2 separate regions of the Homo sapiens genome follow, and region 1 is linked to region 2. A link is a loop called in an ENCODE intact Hi-C map of the cell type or tissue named here. Cell type or tissue: IMR-90. All regions are shown on one strand. Each heading gives the region's core, and the rest is flanking DNA. Links, peaks and the distances in the headings are about the cores only. Region 1 has its middle 510 kb from the start of TENT5A. Region 2 overlaps LOC105377871 (a long non-coding RNA gene).

Region 1 (8,629 bases), core at 367-8,366, 220 kb after region 2:
TTAAATTCTGCCCAATTAAGCTTCATAAATGAAGCAGAAATAAAGTCTTTCCAAGACAAACAAATACTAAGGGAATTTGTCATCACTAGACTCGCCCTACAAGAAATGTCAAAGAAGTTTTAAATATAGAAATAGAAGAATGATACTTGCCCATCATAAAAGCAAATGTAAGTAGAAAGCTTACAGATCCTATAAAGCAATTACATAATTCAGACTACAAAGTAACTAGCTAACAACATTACAACAGGAACGTAAACTCACATTATTATATTCACCTTTATTTCTCATAATACTGGCAGACTTTTGAATTAGGGCAATTCTATACTCATGAAAGATTCGTGATGTGCTCTCTTTTATTTTACAAAACAGTTTTGTAAAACTATTACTTCTTACTTAAAAATTTGTAGAATTTACCAATGTTCTATTGATGAAAGCTTAAATATTTGTAGAATTTACTAAGTCCTCTTGATCTAAACTTTATTTGTGGGATAGTTTTAAAAATGAATGCAATAGGCGGAGCTTGCAGTGAGCCGAGATCGCGCCACTGCACTCCAGCCTGGGTGACAGAGCGAGACTCCATCTCAAAAAAAAAAAAAAAAAAAAAAAAAAAAAAAAAATGAATGCAATATATTTTATAGGTAGGTACAGAATTTAGACTTCTATATCATTTCATTAATTTTGGTAAAAAATAAATTTATTAACAAATTTTCTATATCTCTTGCTGTTACCTTTAGTAACACTAAAGTTTCATTTTTAGAGAAATTTTATCCACTTTCTACAAGTTGTTAAAATTTATTTTTATATAGTGGTTCATAATATTCCCTTATTATACTTTTATTGTCATTAGTATCAGCACTAATATCCTCTCTCTCATTCTTGATACTGGTAATTTATGCATTCTTCCTTTATTTTCTCTAATTTGATTATTTTTATTGTAGATAACAGATGTTCGGAATATGTTTACAATGATTTGGATTTTATTATCTTCATGAAGAGTGTTGATGTCAGTTCTAGAAAGCAGAGAAATTAATGTCTAATTACTTTGAACTTTTGGATAATATATCTATTTGGTTTTCTTGGTTTTAGGATGAATCTCTTTGTCCTGGTATGTCTTCATTTGTACAGTGTAGTAATGCCTAAATTTAAATGGAATGTAATATTTATTTATCAAGACCATCTAAAAATGCAGGACTTAAACTTAAAACTCCAATCTTTACTCTGCCTTTTTAGTCTTTCAACTGCTTTTCAATGGGTTATTTGAAGTTCCTCCTCCACTACTATAAACACGCATTCAATTCAGCCAGCGTTCATGGGAGTTAATATGCAGATATGGGGGTTTCCTACCTTGTGGCTCTCATCTCATCTGAATATTTCTTCTCCAATTCAGGTTTTACTGGGAGATCTAAAATCCATTCTCTGATGGCTCAAGCCATAAAAGCATGGCTGTCTCCCTGAGTGCTAATCAAACTGCACTACATGGACTGTGGCTGGTCCTCTGGGGAAAAACTATAAATGTGGAGTTCATCCAGTACAGTTTTCTTCTTTCAAAAGTAGAATCCTCTCAAATTTCTACCTATTATTGGTAGTATTTCATCCTAGCATTAATACAAAACATTCAAATAAAATACATAAATTTCATGATTGTATTCATTGGCCTCATTTATTAGCATACATACAAACAAACTTTAATTGCTTTACTTAAATAGCAATATGAGTTCTAATTACAAGGCACATCTCATACACGTAATCATGAAAAAAATTAAATTTATAATTAAGATTCCTAAAGATTTGGTTTTTCCTTTATTTGGGAGGGATTTTTTAAAGATATAATTTTCACTTGTAGAAAATGAATTATTAAATAAATTATGGCATCTAAAATAGAATTCTGACAAATTCAAAAAGCATAACTTACACAGTATTAGGAAGAATCAAACAGTGTTACAAATGAGCATAAATGTGTTTCCCTTTTTGTCAGATGGTTAAATGTTTAACTATGACAGAAAAATTAAAAAGTTAACAAGAAAGTTTCAGCCAATAAATGCAAAAAGTTAACAATGAGATTTCAACCAACAAACGCAGAACCCGTTCACCACATATGATTATCTTTGGTCTCAAGAATTTTGCATATTTTGTTAATGCAGATATTATTTATGCTCCTCTATGTAAAGCTATAAAGTCATGTCTTTGATTATTTATAACGTGCCTTGTCATCTCCATGCTCTTATAATCAAAAGAAAGAAATTTATCATCAGAAATCTATGTGCAGAGGGAAAGCCAAGCAAAAGCATTCTCAATTTCACTACCTTGTTTCATTTCTATAAGATAACAGTCTTATGAGCCTATAATTCTATTCTATGCAAACCTGTCATTCTATTTTAAGCTTGACCAGAATCTACAAAGCACTTTTCTTTCTGTGTATACATAGATACTCTATGTGCTTGCACTAGAAAGCATTTCACACAAAGTCAGCTCATGTTCCTCAGGTAGGTACTGTGAAGGAAAAACATTAATGATTTGAGCCTGCTTATATTCTTACAGCAGAAGCAGAACATTTTTTAAAATTATACTTTAAATTCTGGGGTACACGTGCAGAACGTGCAGGTTTGTTACAGAGGTATACACATGCCATGGTGGTTTGCTGCACCTCTCAACCATTCATCTACATTAGGTATTTCTCCTAATGCTCTCCCTCCCGTAGCCCCCTAACCCCTGACAGGCCCCAGTGTATGATGTTCCCCTCCCTGTGTCCGTGTGTTCTAATTGTTCAACTCCCACTTATGAGTGAGAACATGCGGTGTTTGGTTCTCTGTTCTTGTGCTAGTTTGCTGAGAATGATGGTTTCCAGCTTCATCCATGTCCCTGCAAAGACCATGAACTCATCCTTTTTTATGGCTGCATAGTATTCCATGGTGTATATGTGCCACACTTTCTTTATCCAGTCTATCATTGATGGGCATTTGGGTTGGTTCCAAGTCTTTGCTATTGTGAATAGTGCCACAATAAACATATGTGTGCATGTGTCTTTATAGGAGAATGATTTATAATCTTTTAGGTATATACCCAGTAATGGGATTGAAGCAGAGCATATTTATGTAAATAAGGAAACATTAATATTGAATAATACATTAGCTGAAAAATGATAACAGTGAGAGACAACTTGAACCACAGCTAGGTCTTAAAGAATATGTAATGGTGGAAAGAGAATTCTGAAGTTAAGAAACAACTTTTAGATGGAGGATTCAGTTTGCGCAAAAGTAGAAAGGTGGAAAAAGAATAGGGTGTTTAGGGGAAATAACATGGGTAAATAATCCTAAGTGGAGACAGCCCATACATGGAAGTAGAGGGAGATACTATATAATTCAATTGTATGTGATACAGCTAGATTATGCATTTTACAAACTTTTTGTCCAAAAAAGAAAAAAAAAGAAACGGTGCATAAAGGCAAAAATGTTGCCTTTATCATATTTACTATGTTAAAAGTTTCTGTTTCTGAAAACTGCAAAATTTAGGAATAATCATGTTGGAAAATAAATTTAAATTTTAACTTCTCTCAGCAAACATGGTTTGATGACTAAGCTGAACTTTTGGGTGACTTTGTGTGGGTTTTTCTGTTGATTGTCATTTTTAACTGAGTCAGTTGTGGAACATTAGGTTTTTATTTTCACAGCACAGAATACACAGCCTGATTCACAAAATTAATTTAAATGATCGGAATCTCTAAGATGAATCATAGAAATCAGTAAATCATGGGAAGTCAGGGCTTTCCTGGTGGGCATTTTTTTTTAAATTTTTACAGAATGGGTGAATGGGTGAAAGGCTGGATGTCTCAAAGGAAATTTAAAAGTAGCTCTTCAGTCATAAGGTGAATCAAATTATGGAGCACCAGAGCCAATAAAGTTGTAGTTTGCTGTAATTTGAACTACAGCAACATAGAATATCAAGAATGTAGGGAAAGTATTAAATAGTCTCAAAAAATAATTTGCTTTTATGTCAATGTGCTGAAACTTGAATATTTTTTTAGAATATTCAGTGTTAATATAGTAGATTCAGTAGATTCTGCATTAATACCAAAAGATAAGATAAAGTATTTGTGTTAAAATTTCAATGACTCAAGTCATTTAAACAAACATTTACTAAAAACCTCTATTGTATATTCTACTTTTGTTGTTCTGTAGATAAAAAAATGGGTAACATACTTTACCTGTTCACAGGAAATTTATAATTTAATGATGAGGACTGCACGGCTCTTGCAAGAATGTGATAGGCACCACAAAAGAACAAATAAAATATGAAAATAATAGGAGGGGAATTGTGAAGAAAGTGTTTTTGCTCTGGGGTAGTCTCTGTGCAAATTGCTGTATGTAAATTCTCTCATTTAATCATATTAATAAATGTATGCTATAAAAACTATTGTTATATCAATTTTTTTAAATGAAAAGCCTAGGGCTTAGCGGGATTATGTAAGAAACTCCTACAACTCAAAGCTCAAAAACTGATTTTCTGACTCTATCCTCTTAAACACTGCACTATACTGCCTCCTAGGGGAATGATCCTTGGAGATGGTATTATAACCTTACTAATTTGCCAAAGACACAAATATGAGAGGAAACAATATTTGTCCAGGAAATGCTAACAGTATAATAAATTCATAGTGTCAGGTATAAGAATTTTATGCTTTATATAAAGAATGAGACTAAACTGGAAGGATCTCAAGTCTCAGGAAAGAAGCGTGTCCTTGACTTCATATGCATTGAGATGTCATTCCAATGAAAATAACCACATTGGAATTACCATATTTTTATGATAAATCAGCATGTCTCCTTTTTTCTGGATCTCATGTTCTCTTATTCTCCTGGTAATTACAGTACTTCAGTGTGTCTTAAGACAACCAGCCTTTTCAACTTTTCCAAAAACTGCTTTAATAAACATAATAAAATGAACATAACAAAGAAATTTCCCTAGTATTCTATTAAGAATCCTGAGCCAGGGATTAATCTGTGATCTGTTGGACGAAGTTTACTCTATGTTAAATATCTTTCCTACAATAGATTTTTTTAAAAAACCTCAATGACGTGCACAGCAGCACAGTTTATGTGCCTGTGCAAACATATAACTGATGTGCTTTTTCAAGGCTATAAAATGTGTTCCTCCTTCCATATGTGGATTGTTGAGCACATCAATCATTAGGCAATTTGCTCATTTTTTAACTTTTACATTTCTGTAGAAATTCCTTCAGCACGAGGTACTCTACCAGATGCTAGCAGTAATAATTTAGTGAGGTTGATAATGTTCCAAGTCCAGTGTTTGCTTTTCCTTGAAGAATCATAGTGAAGAGTAAGAACATCAAAGTTCGTTGGAATATTAAGCACTAAACAGTCCTGCTAATTGCCCAGATTCTAGCATTTTCCAAAAGAAGTATAGTTCCAAGTATCCATCGTGGATTATTGATTATGTTCAAGTTCTTTTTAATTAGGATTGTCTCTTTCCTGTCATTCTGTCTCTAAACACCATTGGCTCTAAATTATATGTGACTTCTGAGCTCATCTTGGTTCAGTTCTATCATGCTACAAATGAACAATCTGATGCCAAGAAATATGAAATGATTGGTCATGACCTGTCAGCTGGTCAACCTGAATTAGAATCAGGGATCCTCATCCCAGACCTACTATGTTATACTTCTCCCTTCATCCTCATTCCTTTATTACAGCTCAGGTTATTTTCTCATCAAGTCTTTTAAGCCATAGAGGTTTGTTGAGTATATGAATTATGTAAGCCAGAAAATATCCCATTTCCTCAAAAAGTTTTTATTTTGAAAAATTTTGAATTTGCATTACAATTGCAAGAAACGTACACTAAATATATATCTTCTTTCATCAAGAGTTATCAATTTCTAATATTTTGCCACATTTTCTTTCCCTCTTTCTCTCTCATTTTCATTCTTTTGCATCTAGTAAATTCTCTGTCTGTCGCCCAGGCTGGAGTGCAGTGGCACGATCTCGGCTCACTGCGAGTTCCGCCTCCCAGTTTCATGCCATTCTCCTTCCTCAGCCTCCCGAGTAGGTGGGATTACAGGCGCCCGCCACCACGCCGGCTAATTTTTTGTATTTTTAGTAGAGACGGGATTATTTCACCATGTTAGCAAGGATGGTCTCGATCTCCTGACCTCGTGATCCACCTGCCTCAGCCTCCCAAAGTACTGTGATTACAGGCGTGAGCCACTGCGCCCGGCCCAAGTTTACTCTTTTTACAACCATTGTGGAAGTCAGTGTGGCAATTCCTCAGGGATCTAGAACTAGAAATACCATTTGACCCAGCCATGCCATTACTGGGTATACACCCAAAGGATTATAAATCATGCTGCTATAAAGACACATGCACACGTATATTTATTGCGGCACTATTCACAATAGCAAAGACTTGGAACCAACCCAAATGTCCAACAACGATAGACTGGATTAAGAAAATGTGGCACATATACACCATGGAATACTATGTAGCCATAAAAAATGAAGAGTTCATGTCCTTTGTAGGGACATGGATGAAACTGGAAACTATCCTCAGCAAACTATGGCAAGGACAAAAAACCAAACACCGCATGTTCTCACTCATAGGTGGGAATTGAACAATGAGAACACATGGACACAGGAAGGGGAACATCACACTCTGGGGACTGTTGTGGGGTGGGGGGAGGGGGGAGGGATAGTATTAGGAGATATATCTAATGCTAAATGACGAGTTAATGGGTGCAGCACACCAACATGGCACATGTATACATATGTAACAAACCTGCACATTGTGCACATGTACCCTAAAACTTAAAGTATAATAATAATAAAATAAAATTTTAAAAAAAGTCCTTCATGCTTTATGACATTGATATTTTGAAGACTCTAGACCACTTGCTTTGCTGTTTGGATTTATCTAATTATTTTCTCATGATTAGAATCAGGCTCAACATTTTTGGCAGAAACACAAGCAAAGTAATATTGTGTTTTTCTCAGCTCATTAATTTAAGAAGCACCTGATATCAACTTAACCCATGATTGGTGATGTTAAGTTGATCATTTGGTTAAGGTAACATCTAGGTGATAAAAACCTGTTACATAGTTAAATAATATCTGAATTTTAAGTTTGTTATATAGTATCTATCAATTCAGATTGTCTATACATTTCAATTTTTATATTCTGTATATTTGAAAATTAGAAGCATGGTTACATATAAAAATAGTTCATCTCCAGTATTATATATCTCAAGTCTAACTTTTAAAATTTTCACCTACTTTTCCAGACTACAGTTAAATATATTCTGAAGATTATAATTCATTATTTGTATGATTCCATCTTCTGACAGAAGATTTTTTAGTAGTTTTCATATGGTTTTAGTTGATGTGGTCTTGCTATTATAGTGGAAAACATGTCTTTCAATGTTATATATTTGAGAAGCATTATTATTTCTACTAACTCAATAAAATCAAACATCTCTAAGTGGACAACATCTCGACCATGTTGCAGCCATGACATATTAGGCTTTTCAACCTACTAGTAATATGTTTTCATAAATTTGATATATAAATATTCATAATGAAATAAGCAGTGTTACATTAATATTGCATAAACACTGGACAATTAATTAGTAACTTTATGTTAAACTGCAATTCCAATTAACATAGGCATTGAAAACATGAAGAATTATTGACTTCTTTATAGAGTACAAATACAAGCACTTTGGCATCTTCTGAAGTATTTTCCATGGGGAATTAATTATCTCTAATCAGTGTTATATTTTGACCTGCACTTTGTCTAACAGAATTATGTTTATTTGAATCTGATAACTTGAAATTTTGATAAAAGATAGCATTTTATTACTCATAGCCTCATTCCAATACCATGCTGCCTTGAATGACCTTGTTTGCCAGTGTTTAATTAGGAGTGCACCATTTTGACAAAAGGAAATTTTTCCAAAAAAACAAAAAAGAAGGCATCCTTAAAAGCTTTGGTGTTTATCTTGCATCATACTAATTCCATTGCCAAGACAGCTATCTTTAATTTAGAGTGCCTGCTGTTATGCATTCCATGTGTCAACCTGAATCCACCTTCTCAACTCTGATACATTTATTCTTAATCTCAGAGATGGACAAAGGTTTTTATATAAAATAAAAATTATTTTTTTCAGAGCCATTTTTTTTCCTTTCAAGAAAGTTTGGACTTCTAAAAAGGTCGTCTTTGTCGGTAAAATATGATAAATTTTGTCTTTATGGTTTGAGGAAAAAATCAATACCATACATGAAATGCCTTTTCTTAAGCTTTATAATTAACAACTGACTGTACTTTTTGTTTGTTTGCTTTTCCACCATCCTACTTGCTAAGATACTTCATGGCAGGAAAAGCATTAAGCAAGGCCATTTAAGGAACATATTCACTGCCACATGCTTTCTGTAATGCAGGCACGTATCTTCAGCAGGTATAATCCCATCCCCAAAAGGCACATTTCGGCACAGCTACCAGGGATGCTGCATTGTGGGTATTGACTAAGGAGGATATGCCATGGTCATTTCTTCTTAACAACTTTGTGATGTTTTAATCAACTATTTCTAAAACTTAATGTTCCCATGTGATGTAACCCCATAAC
Region 2 (8,629 bases), core at 485-8,484:
TCAAAGAACATCTTTATTTCTGCCTTCATTTCGTTATGTAGCCAGTGGTCACTCAGGAGCAGGTTGTTCAGTTTCCATGTAGTTGAGCAGTTTTGAGTGAGTTTCTTAATCCTGAGTTCTAGTTTGATTGCACTGTGGTCTGACAGACAGTTTGTTCTAATTTCTGTTCTTTTACATTTGCTGAGGAGAGCTTTACTTCCAACTATGTGGTCAATTTTGGAATAGGTGTGGTGTGGTGCTGAAAAAAATGTATATTCTGTTGATTTGGGGTGGAGAGTTCTGTAGATGTCTATTAGGTCCACTTGGTGCAGAGCTGAGTTCAATTCCTGGGTATCCTTGTTAACTTTCTGTCTCGTGGATCTGTCTAATGTTGACAGTGGGGTGTTAAAGTCTCCCATTATTATTGCGTAGGAGTCTAAGTCTCTTTTAGGTCACTCAGGATTTGCTTTATGAATCTGAGTGCTCCTGTATTGGGTGCATATATATTTAGGATAGTTAGCTCTTCTTGTTGAATTGATCCCTTTACCATTATGTAATGGCCTTCTTAGTCTCTTTTGATCTTTGTTGGTTTAAAGTCTGTTTTATCAGAGACTAGGATTGCAACCCCTGCCTTTTTTTGTTTTCCATTTGCTTGGTAGATCTTCCTCCATCCCTTTATTTTGAGCCTATGTGTGTCACTGCACGTGAGGTGGGTTTCCTGAATACAGCACACTGATGGGTCTTGACTCTTTATCCAATTTGCCAGTCTGTGTGTTTTGATTGGAGCCTTTAGTCCATTTACATTTAAAGTTAATATTGTTATGTGTGAATTTGATCCTGTCATTATGATGTTAGCTGGTTATTTTGCTCATTAGTTGATGCAGTTTCTTCGTAATCTCGATGGTCTTTACATTTTGGCATGATTTTGCAGCAGCTGGTACTGGTTGTGCCTTTCCATGTTTAGTGCTTCCTTCAGGAGGTCTTTTAGGACAGGCCTGGTGGTGACAAAATCTCTCAGCATTTGCTTGTCTGTAAAGTATTTTATTTCTCCTTCACTTATGAAGCTTAGTTTGGCTGGATATGAAATTCTGGGTTGAAAATTCTTTACTTCAAGAATGTTGAATATTGGCCCCCACTCTCTTCTTGCCTGTAGAGTTTCTGCCGAGGGATCCGCTGTTAGTCTGATGGGCTTCCCTTTGTGGGTAACCCGACCTTTCTCTCTGGCTGCCCTTAACATTTTTTCCTTCATTTCAGCTTTGGTGAATCTGACAATTATGTGGCTTGGAGTTGCTCTTCTCGAGGAGTATCTTTGTGGCATTCTCTGTATTTCCTGAATCTGAATGTTGGCCTGCCTTGCTAGATTGGGAAAGTTCTCCTGGATAATATCGTACAGAGTGTTTTGCAACTTGGTTCCATTCTCCCCATCACTTTCAGGTACACCAATCAGAGGCAGATTTGGTCTTTTCACATAGTGCCATATTTCTTGGAGGCTTTGTTCGTTTCTTTTTATTCTTTTTTCTCTAAACTTCCCTTCTCGCTTCATTTCATTCATTTCATCTTCCATCACTTTTACCCTTTCTTCCAGTTGATCGCATCGGCTCCTGAGGCTTCTGCATTCTTCACGTGGTTCTCAAGCCTTGGCTTTCAGCTCCATCAGCTCCTTTAAGCACTTCTCTGTATTCGTTATTCTAGTTATACATTCGTCTAAATTTTTTTCAGTTTTCAACTTCTTTGCCTTTGGTTTGAATTTCCTCCTGTAGCTCGGAGTAGTTAGATCATCTGAAGCCTTCTTCTCTCAACTCGTCAAAGTCATTCTCTGTCCAGCTTTGTTCCATTGCTGGTGAGGAACTGCTTTCCTTTGGAGGTGGAGAGGCACTCTGCTTTTTAGAGTTGCCAGTTTTTCTGCTCTGATTTTTCCCCATCTTTGTGGTTTTATCTACTTTTGGTCTTTGATGATGGTGATGTACAGATGGGTTTTTGGTGTGGATGTCCTTTCTGTTTGTTAGTTTTTCTTCTAACAGACAGGACCCTTAGCTGCAGGTCTGTTGGAATTTGCTAGAGGTCCACTCCAGACCCTGTTTGTCTGTGTATCAGCAGCAGTGTCTGCAGAACCGCAGATTTATTTTTCAGTCTTTCACACAATTTTAACTTATCCTTGACATTTTAATATATATTTTTGGGATTTTTCAAGTTGTGATTGAAAACAGTCTAAATAGAGCTATAGAATCTGTGATTTAAACATATTTCCTAAAATAAACTTAAATAACCCAACTTGAAATTTTATATATATGATATATATTATATGTAACATATATGATATATATTATATGTAACATATATGATATATATTATATGTAACATATATGATATATAGTATATGTAACATATATGATATATATTATATGTAACATATATGATATATATTATATGTAACATATATGATATATATTATATGTAACATATATGATATATATTACATGTAACACATGATATGTTATATTATATGTAACATATATGATATGTTATATTATATGTAACATATATGATATATATTATATGTAACATATATGATATATATTATATGTAACATATATGATATATATTATATGTAACATATATGATATGTTATATTATATGTAACATATATGATATGTTATATTATATGTAACATATATGATATGTTATATTATATGTAACATATATGATATGTTATATTATATGTAACATATATGTTATGTTATATATATTTATATAGCATATATGATATATTATATATCATATATATTATATATCATATATATTATATATATTATATATCATATATTATATATTATATATCATATATTATATATCATATATTATATATTATATATCATATATATTATATATGATATATCATATATAGAACATATATAATAAATTATAATATGTTATATATATAACATATATAATATATAGAACATACATAATATATAGAACATATATAATATAACATATATAATATAACATATATAATATAACATATATAATATATATATTAAATATAATATATGTTATATATAATATATGTTATGTTATATATAACATATATATATTATATATGTTTTATATATATATGTTCAAATAGCAAAAAATAATCTGAGATGAGGAAGTTTGCTTATTCTTTTTTAAAATGTACATTGATGTGATAATAAAAGTATTTTTAAAGTATATGGATGGTATGAAAAATCATGATAGAGTGACCACCAATACCCACATTAATAAAGAGACTATTACCACTAAATTAAAACTTGATGTGTTTCCTTCTACAGTTACGTCTTGTTGTTTGTTTTTTTTTCCTAAGAAGTAGTTGCCATCTGGATTTTGTATTTTTCATTCCTTGTCTCCATGTAGTTTTACTAAATTATTTGTGAAGGTGAACAATATCTTATGCTATGTGTCTTGCTTATCTTTAGTCAATATTATGCCTGTGTTATTATGTGTATAAACATTCATTTATTACTATTTATTTCTGTTTAATACACTTTATGATTTAGAGCAGTTTTAGATTTATGGCAAAGTTGAGGAAGGTACAGATATTTTTCATATACTGCTTTCCACTACACATGCATATCCTCCTTGCTTATCACTCTTTGCCACAGTGGTACATTTTAATTGTTTTATAGTATTTCAGTATATGACTATATGACAATTATTTATATATCATACTGATAATGATTATTAGCATTTGCAGTTTTGGTTTGTTCTGTTTATTCTCCAGTTACAGCATTGCTATAAATATTTTTGTACAACTATCTTACTATACATGCTTGTCTTCTAGGGGTTTTGGTTTTAGATGACAAGTGTGTCTTTGCCTAGCTCACTGGGTGCCCAAGACTGACTAATCTTAGCATGATGTCTCTCACTTTTTATCTAATTATAAAGAAATGTTGAAATTTCTCTTTACCATTTTTAAAAGTCCCACACCTTCTATGCAATCCACTATAGTACTTCTTGGGTAGGCAGGAGGTTTCCAGTACTATGGGGGCTGGAGATGGAGGAAGTGAATGACAACTTTACACCATCATGTAACTTAACATCTTATTAGGAATTCCTATCTCTCACTAAAAGACAGACCTGAAATTATAGAAAAAAATAGTAAAACTGAAAAAAGCTAACGGCCTAAACTCCTAATTATTAGGTAAGTTATTTAATAAAATAATTAAAACCTGTGGGCTCAAAATGACTACAGATAAAACTTCTGAAAATTCTATGTCCATGTAGACAACAAGGTGATGTAAAATAAAATGTCATTTTTATAGTCTTCTTTTCCCTGTATTTTAACTTTAAAAGTAAATATCACTGATTAACCTGTAACTTTTGCATTTAATCCACAAAATTTTTACTGAACGAAAAAGTAATTTACAAGAACATTGAATAAAAAAGTCATATTGATAATAATGTTTGCAAATCCATTTTTTTCTTTAATTGATCTTCTAAATGCTAAGAGAGATTTTCATCAAGATTGCTTGATTATCCATTTTTCCCTCATAATTAAAAATTTAAAAATTGGGAGTCTTCTTTTCTTGGTTTGATTGTAAATTTAATTTGAGGTCTGATAATACTGCCATAGTTCCAATGCCAAGCAAATTTTTCAAATGTTTCACTGCATTTCAGCATATATTTGCTATATGATTGCCAGATTCAGCAGCACAACACAAAACAAAAACAAAAACAAAACAAGATGCCCATATTAAATTTGAATATCAGATAAGCAATAAATAATGTTTAAATGAAAGTATGTCCAAAATTATTTGTTCTTTATCTGAAAATCAAATTTAACTGGAAATCTTGAATTTTATTGGTAAATCCTCTAGTGAAATGAAGTTGAATGGAGGGGAAAAAAAAGTGTAGCTTTGGGAAGGAAATAGTGGCCACCAGAGGGCAAGCTAAAAAGATGATTGTCTGTGGGTGGAAAATTGAAGGTTGTAGGGCATCTGGGTTAGATTTGACAGAACAGGGGAAAATACCTGACAGGATTAAAATGCTTATGCTGTCAACTTGATACTTTTTCTTGGAAATTTGGGACAATGTATGTCACAAACATATACCCCTCTAACTGTAGTCTTAGACTTTCTGGTCAGCATAGCATAGTCCCAGTCTGTCTGAAAAATTCAGATAGAATAGAAAGTCATATACTTATTGAGTTTGGACCAAATGGATTTTACAGTTCTAGAACTCTAAAATAAGAGAGAATCACCATTATAAATAGATAAGAAGAGGACCATGTATTTTGCCTATGTTTATAGGCAGGAGTTACTACTTTTTTCAAAATTATGTTTTACCCTTCCTTCTATTCCCCTTCTTTCTCTTTGGGCTATAACTGGTGCCTGAAATCCTATTAACTTGGCTTAAATTTTTGATCATTATTAAAATGTCAGTACCTTAAGGTGCTCGAATTTGTTCAAGGCAATGGTGAGCCAAGTTGGTGGGTTATTACAGTGAAATTCAACCCTCGCTACAGGTTTGAATTCTCTGGCCACTATTTATAAAAATGACTATGTCCTGAATCCATGTTCAGAGACTTAATTCAGTTTTTCTAAATAGTGCCAAACATCAAATATTTTTTTAAAGTTCAGCAGGTAATTTTTATACGTAGTCAGGATTGAGTATTAGTTTGTCACAGCATTGGATGGAGTACTTGTGGGCATCAGAGTAAAAGCATCAGACTAAAATTCTTTGGTGGTGTCAAAAGACTGAGTATGATTGAGCTAAGCAGTTCTCCAGACAAATACACACAAAAAAACAAGTTTGGTTGAAGTTTTTGGTATCCCAACAGGGAGATCCCTAGTGTTTTCTGCTCTAGAAAGGATTTATCTTAATTAAAGTTGTTCTTTGCCTTGGATAGATCTTTACCACACCTGGTAGCACACTCTTGAGAGGATAAATCCTTCGTTCCATTCCAAATGTCTTTAGAAAGATCCGTTTTCTAATGAGCCAGCTGACAACTCATCCATTCACATATTTTTGCGTACAACTTTCACATGGATTTAAGACTCAAAGTGGACGTTGTCAGTTTATTCTCTATAAGTTTAATTTCCTAGGGAACATGTGTTCTATTTTATTGAATGAATCCTTAGTGGATAAGGAGAAGGATTTTGAGGCGATTTTAACACGGATTAGTGGAGGGGAGGAGTGAAGGCTTTTACTTAAAAATTACAAGTAATTTGTCATGGTGTTAGGGAATTTGACTTGTTAGACCCTATCTCATGGAGAATCACATCATTTTATTATGTTTTTAAAAATACTAAACCAACCTGCATCTCTAGGATAAGTACAGCTTCATCATTATACATGATTTTATATATACATATGTGTGTGATATGTATTTTATATATACATATGTATACATATATATATATATATAGAGAGAGAGACAGAGCTATGTTGCTTTTTGGACAAATTAAAGAAGGTACTACTCTGCATATACATAAGGAGCAATGAGGACATGAAATTCATCATAAGATGTGGGAAATACACATATAAATCTTTATTAAAATTTTTTTTGATAAACTAAGGAATTTCAAGTTTAAACTAATGGGGATTAAATCTTGTAGTGTGCCCTGACACAAATATTAGAAAGGCATATGTGATCAGATACAACACATTATTTTGCTTAGTAAATTTTATCTTATTATAAAGGCAAAAGTATTAAATATATAAAATAAAAAATACAAAAATCTATAAAGAAATTAAATTTGCTCAAAATCACAAAATCTGTCATAATCACAGTAAACATTCTGCATCACATTTAGTCTATTTTTATCCATCTTAATGTAATTGGGGTATTCCTGTATAGTTTGTGTATAATTTCATAACATAGTTTTTCTTTGTATATTTTAGTGATTTTTCCATGAAATTTAAAACTCTGAAAATATACTGTTATATCAAATATTATCCCTTCAAATTAGCTCTGTTGTTAGGCATTTAGAATATTTCTAGGTTTTCACTATTATAAATGACTGTGTGTTGAATACCTCTATATCAGTATTACCTTTTATATAACTTTTGAAAGAAACCTGACCACATTTTAATCATGAGACCATATTTATGTATTTGCTACTGAAAGTATGGTCTGTAGAAAATAGCTACAGCATTCCTTGGAAGCCAGTAAGGAATATGGACTCTATGATTTCTTTCACCAGTGTTTTATAGTTTTACTTGCAGAGATTTTTCACCTCCTTGGCTAAATATATTCCTAAGTATTTTATTTTATTTTTTTGTAGCTTTTGTAAAAGGGATTGAATTCTTAATTTGATTCTCAGCTCGGTCATTGTTGGTATATAACAGTGCTACTAATTTGTGTACACTATTTTGTATGCTGAAACTTTACTGAATTCATTTATCAGATCTGGGAGCTTCCTGGATGAGTCTTTAGGGTTTTCTAGGTATATGATCATATTGGCTAGAAGCAACAGTTTAACTTTCTCCTTTCTGATTTGCATGCCCTGTATTTTTTGCTTCTCTCTGATTGCTCTGGCTAGGACTTCTAGTACTGTGTTGAATAGAAGTGGTGAAAGTGGACATCCTTGGCTTGTTCCAATTATCAGGGGGAATGCTTTCACCTTTTTCCAGTTCAGTTTGATGTTGGCTCTGGGTTTGTCTTAGATGGCTTTTATTACTTTGAGGTATGTCCCTTCTATGCCAATTTTTCTGAGGGTTATCGTAAATGGGTGCTGGATTTTATGAAATGCTTTTTCTGCATCTGTTGAGATGATCATGCAATTTTTGTTTTTAATTCTGTTTATATGATGTATCACATTTATTAATTTGTGTATGTTAAACCATCCCTATATTCCTGGTATGAAACTCACTTGATAATGATGTATTATCTTTTGGATATGCTGTTGGATTTGGTTAGCTAGTACTTTGTTGAGGATTTTTGTATCTATGGTCATCAGGGATATTGGTCTGTAGTTTTCTTTTTTTGTTATGTCCTTTCCTGGTTTTGGTATTAGGGTGATACTGGCTTCATAGAATGATTTAGAGAGGATTTCCTTTCTCTATCTTTTGGAATAATTTCAGTAGGAAGTATACCAATTCTTCTTTAAATGTCTGATAGAATTCAGCTGTGAATCCATCTGGTCCTGGACTTTTTTTGTTGGCAATTTTTTTATTATTATTTCAATCTTGCTACTTGTTATTAGCCAGTAAAGAGTTTCCAATTTTTCCTGATTTAATCTATAAGGTTATATATTACCAAAAATTTATCCAACTCCTCTAGATTTTCTAGTTTGTGTGTATAAAGATGTTCATAGTAGCCTTGAATGATCTTTTGTATTTCTGTGGTATTGGTTATAATATCTCTTGTTTCATTTTTAATTGAGTTTATTTGGATCTTCTCTCTTCTTTTCTTGGTTAATCTCACTAATGGTCTATCAATCTTCTTTATCTTTTCAAACAACGCACTTTTTGTTTCATTTATCTTTTTTTTTGTTTGTTTCCATTTCATTTAGTTCTGCTCTGATCTTTGTTATTTCTTCTTTTCTGCTGGGTTTGGGTTTGGTTTGTTCTTGTTTCTCCAGTTCCTTGAGGTGTGACCTAAGATGTCTATTTGTGCTCTTTCAGACTTTTTGATGTAGGCATTTAAAGCTATGAACTTTCCTCTTAG

The links. A loop is a pair of places that touch in the nucleus more often than their neighbours do. Peaks named below come from ENCODE experiments on the same cell type or tissue, not always from the same donor. Only the 100,000 strongest peaks of a DNase experiment are listed, where the experiment ranks them.
Region 1: a loop joins it to region 2, with 10 times the contacts of the local background. A loop is called at or near these places in 15 of 110 quality-filtered maps.

What each region holds. Positions count from the first base shown.
Region 1 is chr6:81,237,827-81,246,455 of GRCh38, reverse strand. No RefSeq gene overlaps it. Among named protein-coding and RNA genes, the nearest start is that of TENT5A, 510 kb to the left of the region's middle. In IMR-90, for the core only: a CTCF peak has its summit at 4,545; no DNase peak of the experiment used is centred there.
Region 2 is chr6:81,462,319-81,470,947 of GRCh38, reverse strand. All of the region lies in intron 4 of LOC105377871 (a long non-coding RNA gene), which reads left to right. Among named protein-coding and RNA genes, the nearest start is that of TENT5A, 290 kb to the left of the region's middle. In IMR-90, for the core only: a CTCF peak has its summit at 4,901 (motif pointing right); no DNase peak of the experiment used is centred there.